2 separate regions of the Homo sapiens genome follow, and region 1 is linked to region 2. A link is a loop called in an ENCODE intact Hi-C map of the cell type or tissue named here. Cell type or tissue: prostate gland. All regions are shown on one strand.

Region 1 (5,000 bases), 79 kb before region 2:
TCTTTACAATGCTGTGAGCCTTGCAGCTGCTACTCAAGTCATCAGTTCCAAATCTGATCTACTATATCTTAGATTCTGTTACAGAAGACTAACAGCAAATCTCATGTAGTCAAGATGTCAGTGTGGAATTAAGCTCAGTTTCCCATTAGGGGAAGATGTGAGTGGAATTCCTTTGGAGCTGGAGATCCCAGTTTTGAATAAGATATCAATGAAGCCATGAGTCATGGTATGATGTATCTAGTATAGCAGCCTCATCTTGAAAGGCTATTCTCTGTTTGAGCTACAGACTATCTCCTGATTTGTGACCTATGGCATTTCTTTTCAGAAAATACACCACTGAACACTTAAGAAGCCAGAAAATATTTTTAAAGAAAAAACAAATCGAACAAATTAGAAAAAGAATGACAGGATAAGATATAGACCCAGAGAGACCTTCATTTCAATTCTGCTTCTGCCCTTTCTGTGTAGCCTTGGACAAATTACTTAAAACATCTCTGAAGCTTGGCTTCCTATCACAGAAGGATAAAAACACGCATCCTGCAAGCAGGATGACTGTCAAGATTAAATGAGGTGTCTTATCTCAGGCTACTATAACAAAATGCCATAGACTGGGTAAACAACAGAAATCTATGTTCTCACAGTTCTGGAGGCTCAAAGTCTGAGATCAGGGTGCCAGCAATGTCAGGGTCTCGTGGGAGCCCTCTTTTGGCCTATAGAAATGGACTTCTTGCTGTGTCCTCACATGGCAGAGAGAACAAGCCAGCTCTCTGGTGTCTTTGTATAAGGGCCCATCAGACCATCATAACCCATCAGACTAGGCTCCTGCCCTCATGATTTCATCTAACCCTAATTAGCTCCCAAAGACCCACCTCCATATACCATCACATTGAGGGTCAGGGCAAATTTTGCAGGAATACAAATATTCAGTTCACAACACAGGGTAACCTCTGCAGAACCTTAGTAAGCATCCCCCCTGTTTTAACTATTATAATTTGCCGCAGGAAGGGCAAGATATTTAATTGTGAGAACATCTCCGTCAGCTGATACACTAAAATAATAATTGACAATTCATTGATATTTCAACAACAAATATCTCCATGTGCTATTTTTGAGAAAGGACGAGACTATCCAGAAAAAGTCGAGAACTGAACTATACCACCTTTGTTTAAAGACTCACTCAGAATCCACAAGAATTCATGAGTGGATTTAATTCCTTGTGAGGGAGATTTCACAGTCATTAGTTTCAGAGGCTTGGATAGTGTGTAGTGTACCACATTTTCCAAAATGCAGTACAAACAGCATCACACTTTTACATCTGTCTGTTCCCAATAGTGTACCCTTAAATTTTGGATCTCTATGGCCCAATCTCTGTGGCTCATGAAGCATTGTTATAGGTATTAGGAAGATTATACAAAAAGCACCTAGCATAGTGTCTGGAACATAAGAGGTTCACAATAAACAAAGCTCTAATTACTGAGCTACTAGATACCTGGCTTGTAGTCCTAAGCTTGAGACCATGGGCAAGTCATTTGGACTCTGCTGCTTTGCTGAACAAATATCTCTTGAACGTTCAGTTGAGAAGTGGGAGCCAGACTTCTTGATTCTGGCATTTACTAGCTGTTTCATTTAGGCCAAGTTATTTAACTTCTTTATGCCTCAGGTTCCTCAACTATAAAATGGGGATAATAGAGCTATTGCAGGGACTAAATGAGCATGCTTGACACACAGAACTCACGATGCGCTGTCAATTACTATTACAGATAAAGGAGTGGAAGTACAGAGAAGACTGTTTAGGCCACAAGAGCTGGTAGGTAATCAAGCTAGGATTTGAGCCCAGGTGGTCTAATGCCAGAGCCTGTATGCTCTTAGCTTCCATACCACATTCATTGTTTACCTTGTATTATTTTAGCACTCAAAACCTCTCCACAAAGCCCCATGTGTGCAAGGTCTTTCGCAATTTGGTGGGAGGAAAAGTTTTCCCTCTCACCAGAAACTAGTATGTTTCCTCTTTTTGAAAGTAAGAATTATGCAATTTATCATGTGTTCTTTTTTGTCTTGCCTGCCAGGAAGCTCTGAGCCAAATTATGTGTTTAATCACAGCCACCAAATTGTTTCCTTCTTCCTATATCTTTGTTCCTTATTTTCCCTTTTAATTCCTTTTTTATTTCATACTGACAGTTTCATTTGTGTCTCTTGTTGATAGAGGCCTTCAAGGTATTTAGAAAATGGTGAGGTTGACATAAGCAAATAAAAATCTGAAATACACATGAAACACTGAAGTTTTGAGCCTTACCTGTTTCATGTGCTCAAAGAAAAGTGGTCAAGGGGAAATTTAAAAGGAATAATTTAAAAGGTATTTTAAAGAAGAAAGAAAAAAAACAACTGAAAAACAGAACGACCAACACGAACCGAGGCCAAGTCAAATGAAAACTGCAATAAATATGTCTGAGGCTAGAAGTGTTTGTGCTTTCCCTGGCTGGAACCTATCATTTCTTAATTATATCCTGTGTGTATTTTGTAAAATGCGAGCTGCTGTCAAGAGGAAGGATGGCCTCAGACAGGGGAGGAGCCACAGCCCACCCCCTGGTCTTCACATACCTGTACAGAAGCGAAATCCCCTGAGGCACAGGCACCCAGAACAGCAGCACCCACAAGAACGGACTCCACCTCTTGCGACAGGACCACAGGCATGCCTGCGCAGGACAAGGCCACACCTTGGTTAGGGAGCAGAGCCAGGGGAGTGTGAGGAGCCAACAAGCAGCCGCAGTGGCAAAAACACCTGACATCAGGGCAGCAGCAGGCCCCCCGCCCGACTCCCTGCAGTCCTCCCTTCTTTATTCCTTGGGATTATTTGGTTCTAAAAGATTTCACTGCCTGTGCCTGCTGGTGCAGTAGCCAAGAGCCCAAGGGAACCAACACCATATATATCAACTCACGAGACCTCAGTGCCCAGGTTTTTCAGGCTTCTGCAAGCTGCTACCTGCCATTTGATTCAAGTTCAGATCCACTGATGTTTATTAAGCGCTCTGCTGGCCGAGGGAATACTGAGATGAATCGGACTGTGCCCTGCTATTCAGGTTTCAGAGGGAAATGGATGAGAGAGATGAAGGCTACGGAGGGGGTTGGTTCTCTAACTGAGATGTGCTAAGGGAAAGGAGATAGCAAGAGAGGGTGTGATTCATCCCTCCAGGGGCTTCTCCCCTCTCTCAGGGTGCATGCCACAGCCCTTACAGTGGCTGACAAGGGGCTCTCCCTCCCAGATCTGGCCCCACTTCTCCCTCTCTGATATCCTCCTCTTCTCCTTCCAGCCACGTAGTCCTGGCCTCCTTGCTGCTTCCTGAGTGTGCCTCGGGGCCCTTACCCATGCTGTTCCCTGTCTGGAACACTTCCTCCTAGATGCCCACATGCTAATTGCCGGCCCATCCTTCAAGTGTTTCCGCAAACATCACCTTCCTACTGAGCTTTCCCTGGCCATCAGATTTAAAATTACAACTTCCCTCAACACTCCTTACCCCCTTAACTGCTTCATCCCACCTTCCAACATTGTATTTTACTTACTTATCTTGTTTAATGTCTGTCTCCCCTCCAAAAACTTAAGCTACTTGAGGGTAGGGACTCTGTTTTGACTACTGCGGAATCCCTGGCATTTAGACCAGTATCTAGCACATGGTAAGTGACTGAATGATGAGTCACTTACATTTCTGGGGTAGCGGTCATCACAGATTACGGTGGAGATGAGGCTTAAACAGGCATCTGAAGGGTGAGCAGGAGTCCACCAGGCAGGGAGGAGCCCTCCATATGCCAATGCCCAGAGGTTGAGGGTTCATGGTAGGTTTAAGATTAACAGAAATAATTTAGGATTCTTAGGTCTATAATGTATAGATTAGTCTGCTAATCGGGAGATGGCAGCAAACTTTACAGAGGTAAACTTGTGGTGTAAAAACTGTCTTCTACTCAAGCCATAAGAGTTATTTTCCCAAAGCCTAGATTTCTTTTCCTATCTTGTCTGAGAAGACACTCTCTCTACATCCCATTACTTCCCCACTCAATTCTTTCCTCCAGCTACCCAGAGAAAAAGGGCAGGGGAGTAAATTCCCACAGACACCCCAGAGAATTTAGGAATACCAGCTCTCAACTGGGCCAGGACTTAAGACATTGCCAACATGGTGTCAGGTGGGGTGGGAATGCTGGGAGAAGCTCAGACCTGAGTTTATTTCCTGGTTCCACTAGCTCTGTGTCCAGTAAGTCACTTACACTCTTTAAGCCTTGGTTCCCAAATGCAAATGGGGATCATCCCAAATGTAAAATGGGGATGATGATAAGATGTACCACACAGGTGTGTTGTGAGGCTTAATGAGAGGGCACACACTTGGTGCTTAGCATATTTCCTGGCCTACAGTAAGCCCTGGAGAAATGATGGCTGCTACTGTTAGAATTCAGGTAGATGGCAAGTGAAGCCTCTATGCATGTACTAGACCTGGACTAAAAACTGGATAAGTGGGGAAGGGACAATAAAGGTTCCCATCAACCATCCAGAGGGGAAGGACAGATGCCAGGCCACACTACAGGGCTGTGCTGACACCAGCAGGAGAGAGCACTGCAAGCCGTTGAAGAATCCTAGGAATGATACAGATGGGTGTGCGACTATGACCATCAAGCCTTCTCTATGGACCTGGGACGTTTTTGAAGACAGTGCCTCCAAACACCATTCACTTCCCGGGCCTTCCTACCCTGCCAAAAGCTCCCTGAGTTGTGAGCAGGGAGGAACTACTCACAGGCCCCTCCCCTTGCGAACCAGAGATGTGAGTGAACCTGGTGAATCCCCTATCAGCTCTCAAGTTGCTGCCCAAAGTGCTCTGAACCCAGACTGCCAGGGTTTGAATCCTGGCTTCCCCACTGACTTAGCTGTGTGATCCTAGGCAAGATACCTAATCTTTCCGTGCCTCAGCTTTCTCATCTGAAAAATGGGGTTAAAATTCCGCCTATCTCATAGAGTTGCT
Region 2 (5,000 bases):
TGATTCTAAACTGGCTGGTAGGAAAAATGGCTCCCTCCTGCAGACTTTAGAGTTCCGTTAAAAGGATGCCTGAGGGCAGTCTCCAGCCGAGAGTCTCTGCTGTGTGACCTTGGTCTTTGGGGTGTTCATCTGAAAAATGGGACAAATAAGACCTCTCTTACAGATCTGTAAAGATTAAATGTGGCACAGTCTATTACTGGCCTTGGTACAGTGCCGGGTACATTCAGTGACCCAGAGAAATGTAGCCTGTGTTAATATCATCACCTCCATACAAGCCAGGGTGAGTTTCTTATTTATGGATTGGAGCTCATGTGGGGGTTTAACTTTTTTTTAAAAGACTTGACACTATCTTGATTAGAATTCTGAAGTAGGGTACAGAGGTTATAATGGCTCTAGAGAAGAGGGAGAAAGAATCAACACGATCACTCAGATGGGTTAATTTCTACTTGTAAGATCTGTCAGTGGGCATAAGTAAAATTGAGGATTTACCCTGTTTACCGCATATTGTATAAAGGCAAGGAGAGTCCTGCTTGATTTATATCCAAGCATCTTTTACTAAAAGTCAGAATTTCTGTGCATAAGCATCAATCATTGCCTTTTGGAAGTGTTTCCCAATAGAACCCACTTGTGCTTCTCAGGCTTAGCTCAGAGGAATTCAGGATACATCCCTACAAGTCTAGACCTGAAGAATCCTGACCTTCAAAACACTTTCTCCATTTCTGGCCAGATAGAAAATGAGAAGACTAAACTGAATAGGCAAAAAGAATTCAAAACTTTCCATAGACACCTGGGTAGCTCCCCTGCTTGAGTGCAAAAGTATTATGAACTGAGAGGTGTTTATCAAATATCAGTGGAAGTGATGAGGGTGAAGGAATTTAACCCTTCCATCTTCTCTATAACAAAGGGGATTGATGAGAGGATTAAGAAAGTATGATGGCTGGATGGGAGGAAGTCAGCAGAAGAGAACTGAAGAGAGAGGGTCTGAAAGCCTACATTCCCTAGCTGCCTGATATGTTACCTGGGGCAGCACACGGCGGTACATGTGCCAGCACATCTGCGGCAGGCAGAACTGCTCACAGCCTCTTTCCTGCCAGGTCTGGACTAGGCCTGTGAATCTTTCCCAGGCCTGGGTGCCTGGAAGCCACTGCAATCAGCAGGGTGACCTATCTGTGAAAGGTGGGCCAGTTTCACACACATTCTTCCAGCTAAGATACTAGGCAAGCCTGAGTCACTCCCAGTTTTAATGGAAAAGGAAACTGAGCTTCAGAAAATCAACTCAAGTTCCTTCCTGGGATTACACATAGGGCAGAACCAAGACTTAGACCCAAATCTGACTCACAAGTCCATATCCTTCCTAAGTCACTTTTTTTTTTTTTTGGAGAAAAAAAAAAGATTGAAATAAGGAGAAGCAAGGAAATAGCAGGCAGACAGCACCTTCTTCCACATTAGGTCTGGAGGCAGCCCAGGTCCTTCTATGCCCTAAATGGAATATGTCCCTTGGTAAATTCAAGAGAGGTAATGGGATTTTCCTATGTCAGGAAAAAAGAAAAAAAAAATCACACATTTTGGTGGTATCTTTTCCCTCTTCTCCATATTCAACATTTTCTAAAAATGTTAAGTGAGCCTCATGTTAAAAAAAAAAGAAAACACTTAAAAATTGTTTTTCTATTTAAATGAATTTCTATAAAAGAGAAATGGTTTGTAACACAGAGGCAAGGGACAGTAAAAAAGAAGAAAGAGCCCTCAGAGGGAAAGTGGATCCGGGAGGGCTTAACCTCTGCCTGTACTCTATAAAAGATCACGCTAATATGTAAGGTATGTAAACACTGCAGAACAATCAGAAACAAATGAAATGATGGCTTCAGAGTAACAGTATTCAGCTGCAGGCAACAGCCAGGAGGCAGCTTTTGTTATGAACAGATCATAACAAAATGCCTTCGATGTGAAGCAGGCCTGATTTTAACCCTTGGAATAGGCTATCTAGGGTATGAACCTGTATCTGGGGCTCATCTGGACTTCTTTAGAAGAATAAAAGGAAGAAAAGCAACTGTCTGTCAAATATATGACATGATATAGGGTACAGTCAGTCCTGTGAGAGTGGCTTAAATAGAGATTGTGGTTTTTATTTATTTTTTATTATTATTTTTTTGAGATGGAGTCTCACTCTGTCACCCAGGCTGGAGTGCAATGGCGCGATCTCGGCTCACTGCAACTTCTGCCTCCTGGGTTCAAAGGATTCTTCTGCCTCAGTCTCTCGAGTAGCTGGGACTGCAGTTGCTCACCACCAAGCCCGGCTAATTTTTTGTATTTTCAGTAGAGATGGGGTTTCGCCATATTGGCTAGGCTGGTCTCGAACTCCTGACCTTGTGATCTGCCCACCTTGGTCTCCTAAAGTGCTGGGATTACAGGCATGAGCCACCGCGCCAGGCCAGAGATTGTGTATTATTGATCTGTAACATATTTAGCTCATAAAGCAACCTGTGCCAATTATAATTGCTCTTACTGTCATTTTTTTTTAAAAAAAGGCATTACAAATGAATGCAGTGGGGGAAAAGGGAGGGAAGGCAACTAACATTTGCCAAGCAGCTACTATGTGCTGTTTCATATTCTTATCTATAATTTTCATGATAATCTACCATTTCCTTTAGTTTACAGATAAACCATGGCTCACAGAAGGTCAAAGCCTTGCTCATTGTCCTACAGGTACCAAGTAGCAGAATGGGGATTTGATCTGGGTCTGACTCCAAAGCCTGTTCCTTTTATATCCAGCTGCCTCTCAGCTACTTGGGAAGCAGGAAACTCAATGAATGCAGGGGCATCAGTGGAACCAGCCCTTCCCCTTTCCAGACATTTTAGCTGTTCTTGTGTGTTTACAGAGAGGGGCCCAAGGGTCAGAGTACTGCCCAGGGGTATTCTCAAGAGTGAACCCAAACCCCATTTCTGGAGATCTGTGCACTTTCCTTCTCTCTCTCCACTCATCATGTGGCTGAGACAAGATAAAATGAAACTGTCTACCAGGGTCAGCCTGGCTTCCAGGATGTGTGAATTCCCACAGAACCCTCTTTGTGTTGATACCCTCTGTGCATAGTGTGGGCTTATTTGCCATTGGCCTGGCAATTTGAGAATTTGGCTCTCACCTGCAGGGCAGATGTCAGAGTCAGGAGTAAGAGCTATTTTTCCATTTCATTGGCTTGCTCTCATAGGGTGTGACTGAGCACTCAGCCTTGGTGGGAGGAAGCACCCCTCCATGCCTAGTGCTGGTTGCTGAGGCGTGGGGGCTAGTGGAACTGATTCCTTGGGTGCCTGGTGCCAGGAAGAAGCAGTGTTGGGGTGTACCCAGGTCAGGAATCACAGATCCATGCAGCAAGTTATGAGGCCCTCTTGAATCTTGGCTTCTTCCCGTGTAAAAGACAGACAAGAATATTCACCTTACCGGATATTTGGGAAAATTGGAGGCAATGTTAGACAAACCCTACATACTGCCTTCACATAGTAAATAATCAACATGTGAGAGCTAACTATTTAACTTTCTGCACTCTATTTTTTTAAGCTAGGAAATGTTTAATCTACATGTTTCTGAGTTCAGAGTCCAGACTAGTATGGTTAATCCTGGTAAGATACAAACAACAAAGGTGCTGGAAGAGGGGAGGGGATGGCTACAAACGCAGCAGGTGCAGGTGGAAGAAATCCAGGTCTTAAGTTTTCCATGCCAGATGAGGGTTGCTGGGTTCTCAATTTGTGTCCCTAGTGGGTTGAAGGTAAAGAGACATCAGATGTTTACACTTGAGGGATTTGTGTTAATTGTTGTAAGAAGTTTATATAATAGCTGCCCCCCAGGGTTGCAGAGCTATGAACTACAGCCTTTTGTGCAGAGCCCCTGGCTTAGTTTCTGACACAGAGTAGCTGCCTAATATGGGATAGGAGAGTAGGGGCCAGGAATTATCTGGGGCTCTTGGGAATCAAGATTCTCCAGAACAGAGACACTTCACATGACCCTTCGGCAAACATTCAGCTGAGCACCTTCTATGTGTCAGGTCCTGTGAAAAAGAGAGATGAAAAAGATACTGTGCTTGTCCTTGTTTCCCATGCAGTTGGGATATCTAACAGTTAATGCAAGAATGGCAAGATATTCTGATAAGCACCTCAATAAAGATAAAAGTTCTTAGTATAATATCAGCTTGAAGAAGGCATGGTTTGGCTGAAAGGTAAACTATACAGTAAGAATTTTTAAAAATCACAAATGCTGGATTGGCATATGTGTGATGAAAAGACAGTGGATTTATTTGCACTTTCTCATTTTATAATTATCACAAGCCGGTGAGATAGGTATCTTTATCCCCATTTTAAAGATGAGGGAACTGAGGATTAGCAGGGTCATGTAACTTGCCCAAAGACAGGCAGCCACGGAGCAGATGTGAAAATAAAATGTCAGACCTCTGAGTGGAAGGGCAGGTATGTGTCAGATCCTAAAGAACCCTTCATGACATGCAGAAATAGAATTCTGTTTTTCTTGAAGGCGATGGGAAGATGATCCCCATTTATATGTTGATTGCCTTGTAACTAGATGTCCACAAACACACTGAGGACCCTCTCAAGGATGCATTCAGGGGAACCCAGCTGAACCTGCACAGTGGTTCATTTCTGTTTTGATTCACTCAACAAATGCTCATCACCTGTTCTGCTGCTGACGGTTCTTGTGGTCACAGGCCACATAAATGTCCCACACAGAGTGGGGCCTTCCCTAGCTCTCTGGAGCTACTGGGCTCTAGATCAGCATCAGGGTGTATATGTGTGGTTTCTTCTATTTTACCCCATCATCAGTTCTACACAGAGGAAAAGAGGCTTTGCCTCAAATGCATTTCTCTTTTATTTTTTTATTTTTACTTTTTCTTATTTTATTATTACTATAGTTGAAGTTCTAGGGTACATGTGCACAATGTGCCGGTTAGTTATATATGTATACATGTGCCATGCTGGTGTGCTACACCCATTAACTCGTC

Evidence for each region. Peaks named below come from ENCODE experiments on the same cell type or tissue, not always from the same donor. Only the 100,000 strongest peaks of a DNase experiment are listed, where the experiment ranks them.
Region 1: a loop joins it to region 2, with 4 times the contacts of the local background. A loop is called at or near these places in 8 of 110 quality-filtered maps.

What each region holds. Positions count from the first base shown.
Region 1 is chr1:59,671,732-59,676,731 of GRCh38, reverse strand. It overlaps FGGY (FGGY carbohydrate kinase domain containing), which reads right to left. Exons shown (of 16, transcript NM_018291.5): 14 at 2,599-2,693. Among named protein-coding and RNA genes, the nearest start is that of MIR4711, 59 kb to the left of the region's middle. RefSeq lists an enhancer at 2,692-3,219. In prostate gland, no CTCF peak of the experiment used is centred here; DNase peaks (open chromatin) are centred at 1,981 and 2,751; H3K27ac peaks cover 4,368 bases.
Region 2 is chr1:59,592,839-59,597,838 of GRCh38, reverse strand. The region is part of intron 8 of FGGY (FGGY carbohydrate kinase domain containing); the gene reads right to left. Among named protein-coding and RNA genes, the nearest start is that of MIR4711, 140 kb to the left of the region's middle. In prostate gland, a CTCF peak has its summit at 1,883; DNase peaks (open chromatin) are centred at 686, 1,118 and 1,828; H3K27ac peaks cover 4,136 bases.